Linked DNA regions of Homo sapiens: region 1 is linked to region 2. The links are chromatin contacts, found by Hi-C or POLR2A ChIA-PET in ENCODE. All regions are on one chromosome and are shown on one strand. The core of a region is the stretch at or near the end of the contact, and the rest is flanking DNA. Distances in the headings are between cores, read along the strand shown.

What was found. A loop is a pair of places that touch in the nucleus more often than their neighbours do. ChIA-PET counts read pairs that join two places held with the same protein, here RNA polymerase II (POLR2A). Pooled maps may share reads with other maps.
Region 1: a loop to region 2 is called in a map with no recorded cell type, with 4 times the contacts of the local background. The contact joins two enhancer-like sites. A Hi-C loop is called at or near these places in 1 of 37 single-sample maps with no recorded cell type and 1 of 50 pooled maps. POLR2A ChIA-PET finds 5 or more read pairs at or near these places in 2 of 52 experiments (H1 and OCI-LY7).

The regions. Positions count from the first base shown.
Region 1 is chr10:112,910,083-112,916,961 of GRCh38, reverse strand. The region is part of intron 2 of LINC02935 (long intergenic non-protein coding RNA 2935); the gene reads right to left. Among named protein-coding and RNA genes, the nearest start is that of LINC02935, 22 kb to the right of the region's middle. RefSeq lists a silencer at 1,155-1,355 and an enhancer at 3,401-3,901. Within about 2 kb of position 1,266, at least 8 of the 41 ENCODE cell types and tissues checked have a DNase peak (open chromatin) inside an H3K27ac peak, as active enhancers do.
Region 2 is chr10:112,526,598-112,533,961 of GRCh38, reverse strand. It overlaps VTI1A (vesicle transport through interaction with t-SNAREs 1A), which reads right to left. Exons shown (of 8, transcript NM_145206.4): 4 at 6,798-6,875. Among named protein-coding and RNA genes, the nearest start is that of VTI1A, 83 kb to the right of the region's middle. RefSeq lists an enhancer at 2,657-2,706. Within about 2 kb of position 2,846, at least 2 of the 41 ENCODE cell types and tissues checked have a DNase peak (open chromatin) inside an H3K27ac peak, as active enhancers do.

The sequences.
Region 1 (6,879 bases), core at 17-2,516, 380 kb before region 2:
GGTATCCTCCCACCACTGCCTCCCAATTAGCTGGGACCACAGGCATGCACCACCATGCCCGGCTAATTTTCTTCTTCTTCTTCTTCTTCTTCTTTTTTTTTGAGAGATGGTGTTTTGCTTTGTTGCCCAGGCTGGTTTCGAACTCCTGGGCTCAAGTAATCCTCCTGCCTCAGCCTCACGAAGTGCTGGAATTACAGGCATGAGCCATAGTGCCCACCCTCATTTTTTACCTTCTCATAAGGTGGTCATGACTATAAAAATCACCTGGGAGCCTTGGCCCTCACCCCCAGAAACACAGAAAGGTTGGAAGAGTGCCCAGGAACCTGCAGGTTGGTTTAATAAGCTCTGGCTGGTGATTCTCTGGGAAGTTCCTTGGGTAATATTCGGAAAGAGTTATATACCAGGCTTTTTCTTTGCTGACATGATTCAGGACAAACCAAGAATATTTAGTCTCCTCTTATCCTATCTCTAAAACAACCACCTCTGAAGACCAAATCTTGCTTATTCCTGAGATTTTTTTTTCCAGCAATTCATAGATAGTGACTGTCTTGAAGCTCTAGGCAAATTCAAACGTCAACTCTGTTGTGTTGTCTTACAGTGAGCGAGTGACTAAGAGACAAACAGCTTGAACACTCTCCATTCGGGGAACATTTACAAACATACTCAAGAATTCCACCCTGAACAACTGAAATTTCAGACTGTGGGTTGAAATATTGAGACTTTTCACGAGCAAATGTCTGTCTGAATTTTTCTTTACTAGTTATGCTGGAAATTCTATGGCCAGATGTCTATTTTCAGCAAGCAATCATGAACTCTAGAAAGCTTAAGCTGTGTGTGATATGAGTTACTAATTTACTAGATCAATTACCAAAGGGTTACAGTGGTCAGTCAAGAGAAATATGACAGCTAAATTCCACTCTGACTCCAGCCAGACATTTTTACAGGCCTCATTTCTAAGAGCCTGAGAAATTCTGCAGTTCCACTTTCACTGATTCATAAGTCCCTTCTCAATTACCCAGGGAGGGTGGTTACTGACCATCAGCATGCCCTTCCAACTCTGTTTAATAGTTACTTTAAATCATGGTTACTGTGCTTTTAGTTGTGGTTTTAATGTACTTAAAATGGCAGCTCTATGAATGAAAATAGATCCTTGCCTTTGCAGGGTACAGCGGCACTTCCCAACCGTGGCTAAGACCAGAATCACCTACGGGGCTAAGATCAGAATCACCTACGGAGCTCACATGTTAGAGACCCACCCCAGACCTAGTGACTCAGAACCTCCCGCGACGGAGCATGGGTGTGTTTGTTTATTTGTCCTTACTTTTTTTTTTTTTTAAAGAGCTTCCTGGGAGTCCCCACCCCACTAGCCCTCCCCCACCCTCACCCTTAGGAACCACTGATATATTTTTTTGCTTTTCATGGTAATAAGATCTACCATATGTGAAGGTCTCTCATGTGCTGGGGGCTTTGCCTGTAACACACCTAATTCTTCTAACAACTCTGTAGGTTAGGAATTATTACCTTGCACATATTACAAATGAGGCAACCTCCACCCAGAAAAATTTAAGCAAAATTGTCCTGAGCTACTAAATCCAAATCTCTGCTCTTTCTACATGAAAATCCATCATTATGTGAGAGGCTCAGGGAATCAGCAAGATGAATTAGTTTGCTTAGGAAAGTAGTAGATACATCATTGGATATTTTTCAGAAAAAAAGTCCTTCTCTCCTGCCCTCTGCTTTTTCTTTTCTTTTCTTTTCTTTTCTTTTTTCTTTCTTTGAGAGACGGAGTCTTGCCCTATAGCCCAGGCTGGAGTGCAGTGGTACGATCTTGGCCCACTGCAACCTCCACCTGTCTGGTTCAAGCGATTCTCGTGCCTCAGCCTCCCAAGTAGCTGGGATTATAGGCATGCACCACTATGCCTCGCTATTTTTTGTATTTTTAGTAGAGACGGGGTTTCACCATACTGGGCAGGGTGGTCTCAAACTCCTGACCTCAAGTGATCCACCACCTCAGCCTCCCAAAGTGCTGGAATTACAGGCGTGAGCCACTGCGCCCTGCCTCCTCCCTGCTTTTTCTTATCCCTTGGGTCTTAGATAGCATTTCTTTAGGGGTACTTTTTCTGAGTCCCTAACTCTGGCCAGCTGTCCCTTCTCTGTGTGCCCAGTCCACTCTGTACTGGACTTAACACATATTGTAATGTTTGTCTACTTCTTTGTCTATTCTCCCAGAGGGCAGATATTCAGACTCACCACCAAAGCCCTCACTAGTCATCTAGTTGAGTACCTGCCTCATTTAAATGCTCAATAAATATGTGTTGAATGAATGGATGAGTAGACGGATGGACAGATGAACAGATAGGTGAAAGGATGGACGGATAATTGATTGTGGGCTGAATTAACTGGCAAGGGAGAAAAACGAGGACATGACTAAGAACATTTTGTAATTCTTGGAATAGGAGAATCACACACAAACAGACTTTAGACTCCTCTTAGTCAAAGGGGTGAAGATTCAGGGCAAATGTAATTTTGCGCATAAATATACAGGAAACCTGTCATAACCCCAGGGGAATATTTAGGTTACAAACGAATGAATGATTTAACTCATCTATTGTTATTCAATAGTCATAACAATGCCACCTTGGTTTTATACAAATCTTTTTCCCCCAAAGGGGTTAAGTCACTCAGCAAAGGACAGAGTTTGTGACTTCCCATTTCAAAGAACGTTCTCAACTATCTGGTTATTCCAACTGTCTGAAAAGAAAGAAGGAGGAAGGAAGGGAGAATAAAGACCATCTGTATGGCGAAGTCGGAAGCTCCCTCACCCTATTGCTCCACAGTGGTTCATATAAAGAGAAAAGGTTTTGAAATAATGGCAGGTCTTCAAGAGTAACAAAGGGCACCTTAGGAAATAACGTGAAAACAATAATAGTGCAATGCGGCAAAGACAGTGGCATAAATACAGAGGAAGGGAACATAAAGAGGTCTGGATATTAGAGAAGGAAGCTCCTTGGAGTTACTGCCCTAGGACTTGGGTAGTCCTTGTAAAAGGGAGAGCCTCATATTATGGGCAGGTGTTCAAGAGCAATAAAAGGCAGATTAAGAAAGTTCCAGCCCAGCGCAATGGCTCACGCCTGTAATCCTAACACTTTGGGAGTGTGAGGCGGGTGGATCACTTTAGCCCAGGAGTTCAAGACCAGCCTGGGCAACATGATGAAACCCCATCTTTACCAAAAATAGAAAAAATTAGCCAGGTGTGGTGGTGTGCGCCTATAGACCCAGCTACTGGGGGGACTGAGGCAGGAGGATCGTTTGAGCCTGGGAAGCAGAGGTTGCAGTGAGCCAAGATCATGCTACTGCACTCCAGCCTGGGCAACAGACCAAGACCCTGTCTTGAAAACAAAAAAAAATCCCAAGCACACTGTGTGCCTACACACACACACCCGCCACACACCCACACCTACACACACCCACATCCACACACACACACATTCACACACACCCACACACACCCACATTCACACACACACACCCACACACACCCACATCCACACACACTCAAAAACCCCACACCCCCCACACACCCACCCCTCACACACACCTACACACCCCCACACACACCCACACACACCCCCTCACACACACATACACACCCCCACACACCCCACACACACCTACACACACACACCTACACACACACACACACACCCGTGCACGCACACACACCCCCATACACACCTACACACACCTACCCCCCCCACACACACACACCCTTACCTTAGTACCCATCTTCATTTCCCGCCCCACTCTTCCTTAATACTGCATAACAAGGAGTTCAATGTCAGATTAAACCCATTTTGAACATGAAAGTAAAGACTACAGCTCCCCCCCAAAACCAGAACATTTTTTCCTCATTATCACCTCATTAAGATGCCCCTAAGGTCCTTAATCTTTATATGACGATATCATACAAGGAACAGGTCCTGCATGCCTGCGATGAAGCATGACTGATATTTAAGCCCAACAACTCTAGAGCATTTGATTGCTTCTGCGTTTATTCAGAATGGCACTTTTATGCGAAGCCATAAAGTGGCGAATTTCCTATGCAGAGCTGAGAGTGTGTGAGTTGGGGCAGGTGGTGTATGAAGGCCTAGGGTAACCTAGAGTAGCTCTAAGCATGGCCACCGGAGCCAAACGGGAGACTACGTGTGACTTCCCTGTAAATTGCTGTATTCATGTTGCCAAATCCCAACGCTACCTCTGAGAAAAGGAAAGGAGGAGGAAGTGACGTCAATGAGGAAAAAAGTCAGATAAAAGCAAATTGTCCCTGACAAATATGAGTCATACACCTTTTAACCAAGTCGTTCTCAGAAAAGGAAGCCATTGTTAGTCGAATTTAACCTCTGAGACTACAAACGCTGCGATGCTTAGGAGATGAAACTTTATGCGGCGATGGAAGGACTCCCACCCACATAAATACACTCTGTACACAGAATCTCCAGTTTTGGCCGTAACCTCAAACTCATCTGCCATTTTGGCCTCTAGAAGGGAAGAAAAAGAACAGCTGTGACTCCAAGTCGAGTGAATGTACCGCTCCATCTCCATCAACTTAGCCCGTTTTTGGATGTGGGTAGTGAGTGATTCCTTAGTCTTATGAATGAATACTGCTAGGTAAATGCATCTTCAATTACCTATACTACCCACTTGTAGTTCTCACATTTTCTTCTTTTTTTTTAACACAATTATTAAGATATAATTTATATAATCACACAGTTCACCCATTTAAATCATACAATTCAATGGTCTTTTGTATATTACATTACTACTTCCAAAAAGTTGCTTCTAAGTTTTCTTATTAGAATTTTCAGTACTGCTGCTAAAATTAGGAAGAAAATAGACATATAGAAGAAAACGATAGTAGAAGCACAGAAGGGAAAGGAGAAAGCGAGGAAGGGACAGAAAGAAAGGAAGCCAATGGCTTCCAAAGAAGGACTTCCAAAGAAGCCAATGGCTTCCAAAGAAGGACTGCTTCAGGACTTCTCAATGTTTTAGCCAGGATTCAAGAACCGACATGGCGGCCTGTCCCCCAAAGGCAGTGGGGGAAAGGAATGGGCCTGGGCACAGTGGAGAGTTATGGAGGAAGGAACTAGAATCAGCTTTGTGGATTGGGGCTGGGAGAGGAAAAGGCTTCGAAGAGGCTCTAGGAAATCTCAACCCCTGCCCAATTTCCTGTCACTCTGCAGAGCCCTCCCCTACAGAGAAACCAGGCAAGGCAAAGACAGAATTACAGCTCAGTGACCTGAACCAGGTGCCAATTTTCAACTCAGTCCTTGTCTTGCTTCTCAAAGTGCAGCATTTAATGAGGTTAAAAAATCAGATTATTATTTTTTTTAAAATGAGAATTCAGGGAAGTTTTTGGGTTAGCTGAGCCGTATGAAAGTATTTAACCTCTGTTCAGCAAACTGCCCTTTATTCACATTTTTCCTTCTACTGTTGTTCACAAAACTGCACTTTCTCAGACAAGTTCACCATTTGGCATTGGGACCTGGTTGTAACCAGATGGTGTGTATCACCATTACAGCATACAAATCAGCCTGGAGCTTGATTTAAGGACCAGAGGATTCTTTAGGGTAAATGCTTCTGGGAAGGGAGAAGAGCAAATGTTGTTGCTCTATGAGTGACAATGTGGGCTGCTCAGATGGCAATAGATGCTGATGCTGTGCGTCCCCCCCACCATTTATAATGATTAATTCTTTGCCTGGAGACCCACACTGTTTGGGAAGGAAGATGCAGAATGTCTTCCATCCATGCTACTGAAGAGGGGCCTTTTTTGACTTTTTACAAGGTCAATGCTTTGTTTTACTCCCTTCCCAAGGGGGCACACAACAGTGGAAAAACAGGTGAGATAAGAAAACAGTAGGCTGGACATGATGGCTCATGTCTGTAATCCCAGCACTTTGGAAGGCTGAGGTGGGAAGACTGTTTGAGTCCAGGAGTTCAAGACCAGCCCGGGCCACATAGTGAGACCTCATCTCTACTAAAAATAAATAAATTTTTAAAAACAACAAAAAAGAAACGTAAATAATCAAAAAGAGAACACTATCTTCTGCCCCACATTGTCCTCTTTGTAAGCTACCAAAGGACAGAAAGCAGAGAACTTTATTCTCCAAAATTACAGATTTTTAGAACTAGGAGCCACCTGAGAGCCAGTTGTGGTAGACACCTGCCATGGCGTCCCAGCATCAGCATCCTTTCTCTCTTCCTTGTCTCACAGCACCCTGATTCATCTTTGGGAGACCAATGCTCTTGTACTCTCAGATCTTTGGATGGGGCTAACCTGCTCCTGGCTCCAAAGGGTGGACATGTAACCCAGACCTGGACAATGGGCATATTCTATCCCTCCAGCCTTAGTGATTCATTTAGGATGGACACATGACTCCTATCAGTCCAAAGATAATATTTTGGATGGACCTATTGAATAGAGGAGGTCTATTTCTGATGGTGCTAGCTGTAAGGATAATGTCGGGCTAAGCTACTGGAGTCACCATATAAAGTGGGCATAACTGACTGTGAAAGTGTGAGGATGAGGCCAAATCATGGAAACTTTCTTTGAGCCCCTGGATCCAGCTACACCTGAAACTAATATAATCTCTGAACTTTTCAGTTATGTGAACAGATACGTCCAGTTTTGGGCTTTAGCCTGTTTGAGTTGATTGTCTATCATTTGCAACGAAATGAGTCATGACTAATCCATTCCCCAGTTCTTTCTTTTCACAAACCAAAATTAGAGAATGGCTTGTTCAGCTGGGCATGGTGGCTCATGCCTGTAATCCCAGCACTTTGGGAGGCCAAGGTGGGCAGATCACTTGAGGTTAGGAGTTT
Region 2 (7,364 bases), core at 1,597-4,096:
TTTAAGAACAGTTTACAGTAAAGTAAATCAGAATGTTAGAAAAAAAAAATCATACTAGCTTCTTTGAGAAACTACATAAATAAACTTGAAGTTACAGCCTACAATAAAACTACACTCAGGTAGAGTTTTAAGATATTCCTTTATTATTCCTCCTTTTTTTTGGCCTTTAAAGTATTAACTTTGTCCCAGTTCCAACAAAGAACAATGATCCCTGAGATAAGCATGATTAGGATATAGTTGTGTTTTAAAAGATGGTGAGCAGAAAAGATTTCTGAACAATATAAATGATACTTTTTGCTATGTATAGATTTACCTGGAAAAACAAATCCAAAGATCCACTTCAGATTTAAAAACTCAATTTTATAGGGAAAAGCAGAATTAAAAAAAAAAAAGAAGCTAGGAAGTACTCACCTCTTCACGTAATTTTATCAACTGCAACATGAATGCACAAAAAAAAGATAAAAAGGAAAGAAATGGCAGGAAAGAAAGATCAGTTGTCTGACAGGATACAGAATTAACATTGACAATTTATCTGTTTACATGTTTAGCATTTAAAAATCACAGACAAACACATTAAAAGAACCTAAACATAGACTACATGCAGAGTTTTTTGAACGAATAAAGATCACTTTCTCACACTGTCACATTAAACAAAGAGAATAGTGTGAAATTCTCTTTTAAAGTACATCTAAGACACCATCATGAAATAAAGGGGAACGACTTCATAGAAGTCTATATTATAAAGAAAGAAAACAAGTTTACTGTTCCTCTCTTCTAAGAATGTACCATTGAAGAGGTTTTGTATATACAAGTTTTCAGGATGTTTCCCTATTTGGAATCTTGACAACTGATTTCAGATTTTACCTACAAATGAAAATGATTAATAGCTCATGCTTTGGTTCCAGTAAGTATTTAAAACAACAAACTATTATGTTAGTTAATGTTATACTTGTACCCACTCTAGTAATAAGACTGCATTTGGAAGTAATGTTATTTTAATAGAAAATAAAGTATGCCAGGAGAGATAATACTTATTTAGATCATAGTATCAAAAATTCACGATCATATGAACTTCTGTGTATGTAAGAGTCAATTTCTACATTTTTATTTTGCTTAAGAGGCTACCACAATCATGTGGCATGTTTTCATTTTAATTTTTGAATGATTTCTTCAGTTTTCAATTTTCTTCATATTGTAAACTGGCAATGAGCTCTTACTTCATTTATATTGCAGTTTTGTTTTCACTAAAGTCAAATAAAAAATCACTCCTTACTTCTTAGTAAATTATCCTATGATAACATTTTAATTCTCTTATTTAGAACATTTTTCTATTTACCTTAAATATAACAGATAAAACAAGCTGTTTAACTCTTTAGGAACTAAAATATATAACCATATATCTGGCTCATTGTGTGTACGTGTGGGTGTGTGTGTGTTTGACATTATTCTAAACTACAAATATCACTGTATAAGTGAGATGACGACCACAGTTTCTGCAATGACTAGAAACTGAAACCTATGTTGTAACAGACTAAACCACATTCTAGGTCTGAAATTTGCATCCTCAGCAATTCAGGTCTACGACTGATAATTTTTAAACATCCAAATATCTGTAACATCTGTTATAACACTTGACATATGCAGGTCAATAAATTAAACTATTGCTTTGGGAGAAATGTGCCTGAATTGTTCACTATAAGTCTCTGTAAGTATCATGTTTACTATAGCCCGGATATCTCAATGCTTAACGCTGTTTTTGTCCCGAATTCAAGGAAGGCAGTATGCATTCCAGCTTATTCTGTTATTTCATTTGTTATATGAAAAGTATTTTGAGTACCAAAGAATAAGATTTTAAAAACTGTTAAGAATCTTTATAAAAAGGGTACATAAGTTATCATGTAATGTCTCACAGTACATTCAGTGAAAATGAAACCTTTATTATCATCGTTTCAAAATAAGAAGCTTTCTTTATTTTTAATTAACACACTCAGCAACCATCCAGTTACATACAAGTAAATCATCTTTTCATTTCACATGAAAAGTTATAATTCTTCCCCAGAAGAAGCAAAATTTTAAGCTAAAATACCTGGCCTATCATATATCGGAATCTTTCTCTTTGCTATCCCAACATCATGGGAGAAAAAGGCAAACATTAATTCTCAGAAAGAGACGATCTGGGAATTGATCGGCCAGCGATCTTTTCTTTCTGGGGGCACTATTCTTTGGTTGACTATGATACTTAAAGGGCCAAAGTTTAAAACTACTCTTCAGCAATAGAGACCATTTGGGGCATGCCACCCTGCCATAATCAATGAGTGTTTAAAAATGCTACCCATTTGTTTTTTCAATAGGTTCCAAACAAAAAACGTTCTATCTTGTTTGTGCTGCATGGCTGCATTCAAGCTCTACATCGGATTTGTAGCCAAGCTAGGTAATGGGAGGGTTTTTCATCTTTATCTTTTTTCTTTTTTTTTTTTTTCTTTGCTTAGGCCGGGAGTTATTCATTCAAGTAAACAAAAGATGGCCTATTTCTGAAAATTAACAATGCGTAGACTGGACTGTAAGTCGTGATTTCGTATTTTCTCGAGTTACTAGCTCCATCATAGGCAACATGAGAGTGTGCAATGCCACCATGTTGAGTTATGATAATCAACATCTTTTCTGAAACAAAGATTTTTTTTCCCCCAATGCAGAATTTGATACAAGAGGTAATCTGTTCCTTTGTGGGCTGAAAAAATCTGGTTTACGCTGGTTTGAACCAGTGGAATCTCTTGTGGTTAAGCCTTCTGCTGTGACTAAAATCAAAACTGCACTGCAGAGCATGTGAGGGTTCATGCGCGCGCGCGCACGTGCGCACGTGTGTGTGTGTGTGTGTGTGTGTGTGTGTGTGTGTGTGTGAGGTGTGTCACGTGACCCCAGAACTACCGAATTTTTTTTAAAGCTGATAACGCGACTGCTGTCTCTGTTCGCATACAGATAACGAATAAATGCTGAACTCTATTAAACGCCCTTTACACATTATCGTGGGTCGAACACACAATTTTCTGAACTTATGATGACAGTCTATTTATTTTGCTATAAACCCTCAGCACGTAACGAACAGATTTGTGCCTGGTAATGATCTGCTCTGCCAGGGCTATATGAAATGATACCGACCTTCTTTAGATCTTGGGGAATTAAATTGACCGACTTCACCCCCTGGTCTGTAGCTGAAGTTTGACACACTTTATGCACAGCAAGCCCAAATCAGAACTTAAGAGAACCTTGTATTAAGAAATTAAGCAATCATTATCTGCTAAATATTGCTTTGCCACAAAACTTTCCCCACATTTGGAAATAGTCTACTCTTTATATTTTGAATCTTCTATTTAGGATTTATTAAAAGTCACTGATCAATATAATTCTGCATATAGAAACTGAGAGAGTATTAGGGTTCAAAATCAAAGCTTGGAACAGTTTATTTGCCCCATTATCACACTTCACTATGAAAGGCTTTATGATTTTATTCTATAAGTTGTGTTTTTCCTTTTATGAGAATGGTTCTCATGAAATGCAATCAAGTTATGAACTATTAATGTTTCCACTCTAAATACAACATCACTACATTCAAGAACTCAACTCTTTCAAAGAAATAAAATGTTGCCACATGGAATGGTAAATACGGTATTTTCAAAGAATAGAATGATAATGCTTAAGACAGTAATCCTTGGAAAGCTGATAGCCCAAAAGTACTCAAATGTACAAAGTAGGTAATTTTCTTGCCCCTTCTTTGTAAATCAGCATTAGCTATATTTGATTGAATGAAATGAATATGAATCAGAAATGAATGTATACAAAGCATTTAATTTGGAATTAAATGCAAAGGGTATTGTATGAGGGACATTAAAAATGCTTTTGAAAAATTCTTAATTTCTGAATTTTTAACATTTCTAATCATGGCAGAAATGTTTATGTACCTAAGAGTAAATTAACATACTTTATAGTTAATTGGCAGACTATAATTATATGTATTACAGTCAGGTTTCAGATGCCTAAAAAAACTGCATCATAAATTATCAGAATGAGAAATAATAGCTATTGTATTCATATTATCGAATCTTCACAAAGAAGCAACTATAAGGAGGATGTGTATGTTACATTGAAAATACCTAGCCAGTATTTTACCTATATAATCATTGCTATTAATTCCTTATTTTCCTATTTTGATCTATATTTTTAAACTGACAGGTATATCCCAATTGCAATTAAATGAATATTGCTATTTTTATCTCATTTTGTTTATCTCCAAGTTTTATCCATTTATATAGTTAGTATTCCATGGATAAGAAGTTCTGAAAATCAATTTATTAGCAAATAACTTAGAAGTAAACTTATTTGTAGGCAGAAGACCTTTTCTTATATAAATTATAAGCAGCCCTACCTAGAAAAAAACTCTTCCTAGCTACTGAGCTACAAAGATTAGTATAGAGCCAAATTAAAATATTTTCTTTCTTTACAGAAAGAGCTTCCGTTTTGACTCCATATTCTGAATGAATGCTGATGCGGAATAAAAAAGTTATTCTCAAGTGACCATACCTAGTTAAGGATGTGTTTTAGTTTGAGGGATTTTAATTCCTATATTATGACAAAGAGCCTTAAAACAAAATGCAATGACTTCATATGAAATGGAAACTTTGCTACATTTGGTAACGAAATATCCAAAACGTTCAGTGTGGTCTCTTTGAACTTTTACACCTCAATCAAATTTTAGATGGAAAACTTCACACAAGTAATAATCTAACAGTACATATTCTCATGACTATAATTTATCATACTCTATTTATTGAAGTGACAGTTCCTTACATGTAAACTTCAGGTTCTCCAAGCACTTTCAGAATTTGTAAGTTTGATTTATACAAGTCCAGGGGAAATCTCTGCATAATCACTTTAAGGTGACAGGAATATAATTTGAAAAATTCAGAAAATATGAACTCAATCTATTTTTGTGGAACAGTTTTCTTTAGGCATAAAAATCATACTTATATGTACGCAAGGCAAATGTTTTAGGCATATAAAATGTCCATTAAGAGAAGTGAACACGTTTGAAAAAAAAGGGATCCCTATCATAGAACTACAACATCCATTACGATAAAGGAGTCTGAGTTAGACAGGCACACCCCCTTCCTTTCTATTTCCTCTGCATTAGGCAGTAGTTTCAAATGAGGGAAAGATCTATAGCTGTTTAAAGAACTGACATGGGAACTACGCATTCACTTTTTTGCAAAAAAGATAGTGTTTTTTGCAGTAGATAGGAAATAAAATTATGATTCACTCATTTTCAAGAGGTATGAGCAATCTAAATCTCACTTTAAAAACAGAAGAAAATATTTTTTCTCTCATCCTCACATTATTTAATCTATTATGAGTAAAGCCCCTTTATCACATCACCCTTTTATGTTTGATGTGCTATTTTTTTTTTCCTTTAGCTATTCTCACATTTCAATCAGGGAAGCTGAAATCCCAAGTCAAATCTGAACGTGTTCACATGTCTGAACTCAAGCTGATAACATCCAAATAGTGGAGGAGGTGACATCTTTCCAAAAACAAACATAATCAGCTCAGTCATTCTTCTCTCTTTTTTGGGGGTGGGTGAGTAGAGTCCTTAATCACACAAACAACATCCCTGTTACAGATTATAGTATAATAGATAGCAAATACTATTAGCATATATGGACCTATAATATCATCTATTTGAGATGGTAAATACAATTATGCAATTTTTATAATATGTATCAATATATTAGGTTTCACTATCCTATTAAAATTTTGGTTTACTCAGTGACTGATTTATGTTCATTTTCATTTAGGCAGAGTAGAGACTTTTATACTACTTGCCAAAGTGGCATTAGTAACCATGTTCAGGTCTTGTTTCTGAAGGTCCCTATCATGTATTTTCTTTAAAAGTGTCAAAGAAAATCAGTCATTAGGGCTTTTTTGAGGCATTTTTAAAGTCATTTCTACAATGAGGTTCTTAAAACTTTTTTTAAAGTTGTATATAGTATCTACATGAATTAATGAAGTCTGTAGTATTAATTCAAAGAAAGAGGCGGGACATTAATTAGACTCATGACACTACGGTATGATCCAATGAGAACCGACAGCCAAGTTGTAAAGCTCTTTTAAGAAGAAACTGTATCTTATTTTTTGGCCTACGCAGATCTTAAACTGCAAAAAGACTTATCCTATTATTATTATTATTATTATTATTATTATTATGACTATTATTTGACAGAAGCAGTTCCTCTGTATGGGTATCCAAGTTCCACACTGGTGCTTCCAATTTGCATTTTGGTGAATGTATTTTTAAGAAGCCACACAATAGGAGATTGGGCTGCCCTGTTGAATTTTGAAAGCTTACTTTCATTTGTTTTGCTGCAAGTGTTGATTTAATTATACTGCATTATTATCAAAGCTGTATTATGTACTTTTTTATTCCTTTTACATGTGTTTGAGGTGAAGACCTTGGCTTTGTCTGCAAACGGTGTGTTTCAAGTTATTCCTTAAGTACTAAATAATAAAGAAAAGAGAAGAAAAGATTTTTTTAAAAGATAGCAGACAGTGATCACAAGGTAAAGGGTTAAATGTAAGATCTCCAAGAAACATTTTGAAGTTGATTAAGACTCCAGCTTTGCATTAAACAGTATCGCTTCCACATGAGTTGCTGCTAATACCGTTAAGGAGCAGCTTGAGAGCCCAGTGCGCCAGTGACCTCCTTCACCCTCCAGCCACCCACCGGGCCTTCCTGATTAGCATTCTACCTGGTTCTCTGAGGAATTCCCATCATCCCCCAGGAGCTCATTCCGTACTTCGTCACTGTAGGCGATCCGTGACCTTTTCTATAAAACAAAACAAAAAGGGAGAGAGTGAGAGGAACGTTAGAAAGTAAAAGCTTCCAAGCTTTATTGGTATCAAGGCTGATCTCAAACCTCGAGAGCCCCCTAATGGAAACCTATTGGCTACAATCTGCACACCAAAGTTGTGTAAAGTTCCTGAACTTCATAAGTTTCATGTAAATTAGAAGTTTATAAGATGCCAATAATGAAAGGAAACTCTGCATTGTGTATTCTATTCATAAACGCATCTGAACTTGTATATAGTTCCATACATCGCCATTCAAATAAGACCACTAAGCTGAAAGAAATACAGCTATATAACTGCATGTCTGTAAAACTCACTAGATTGTACTTAAGACAGGAGTATATGTTTTTTTTTTTCAATATTGTGGCAGGAAATGGACATTACAAAGCTTTCAATTTAGCACTTTAAAAGTCTCTAATACTAGGATAATAATTATATCTCCAACTATACTCTGCAATGCCTAGAAT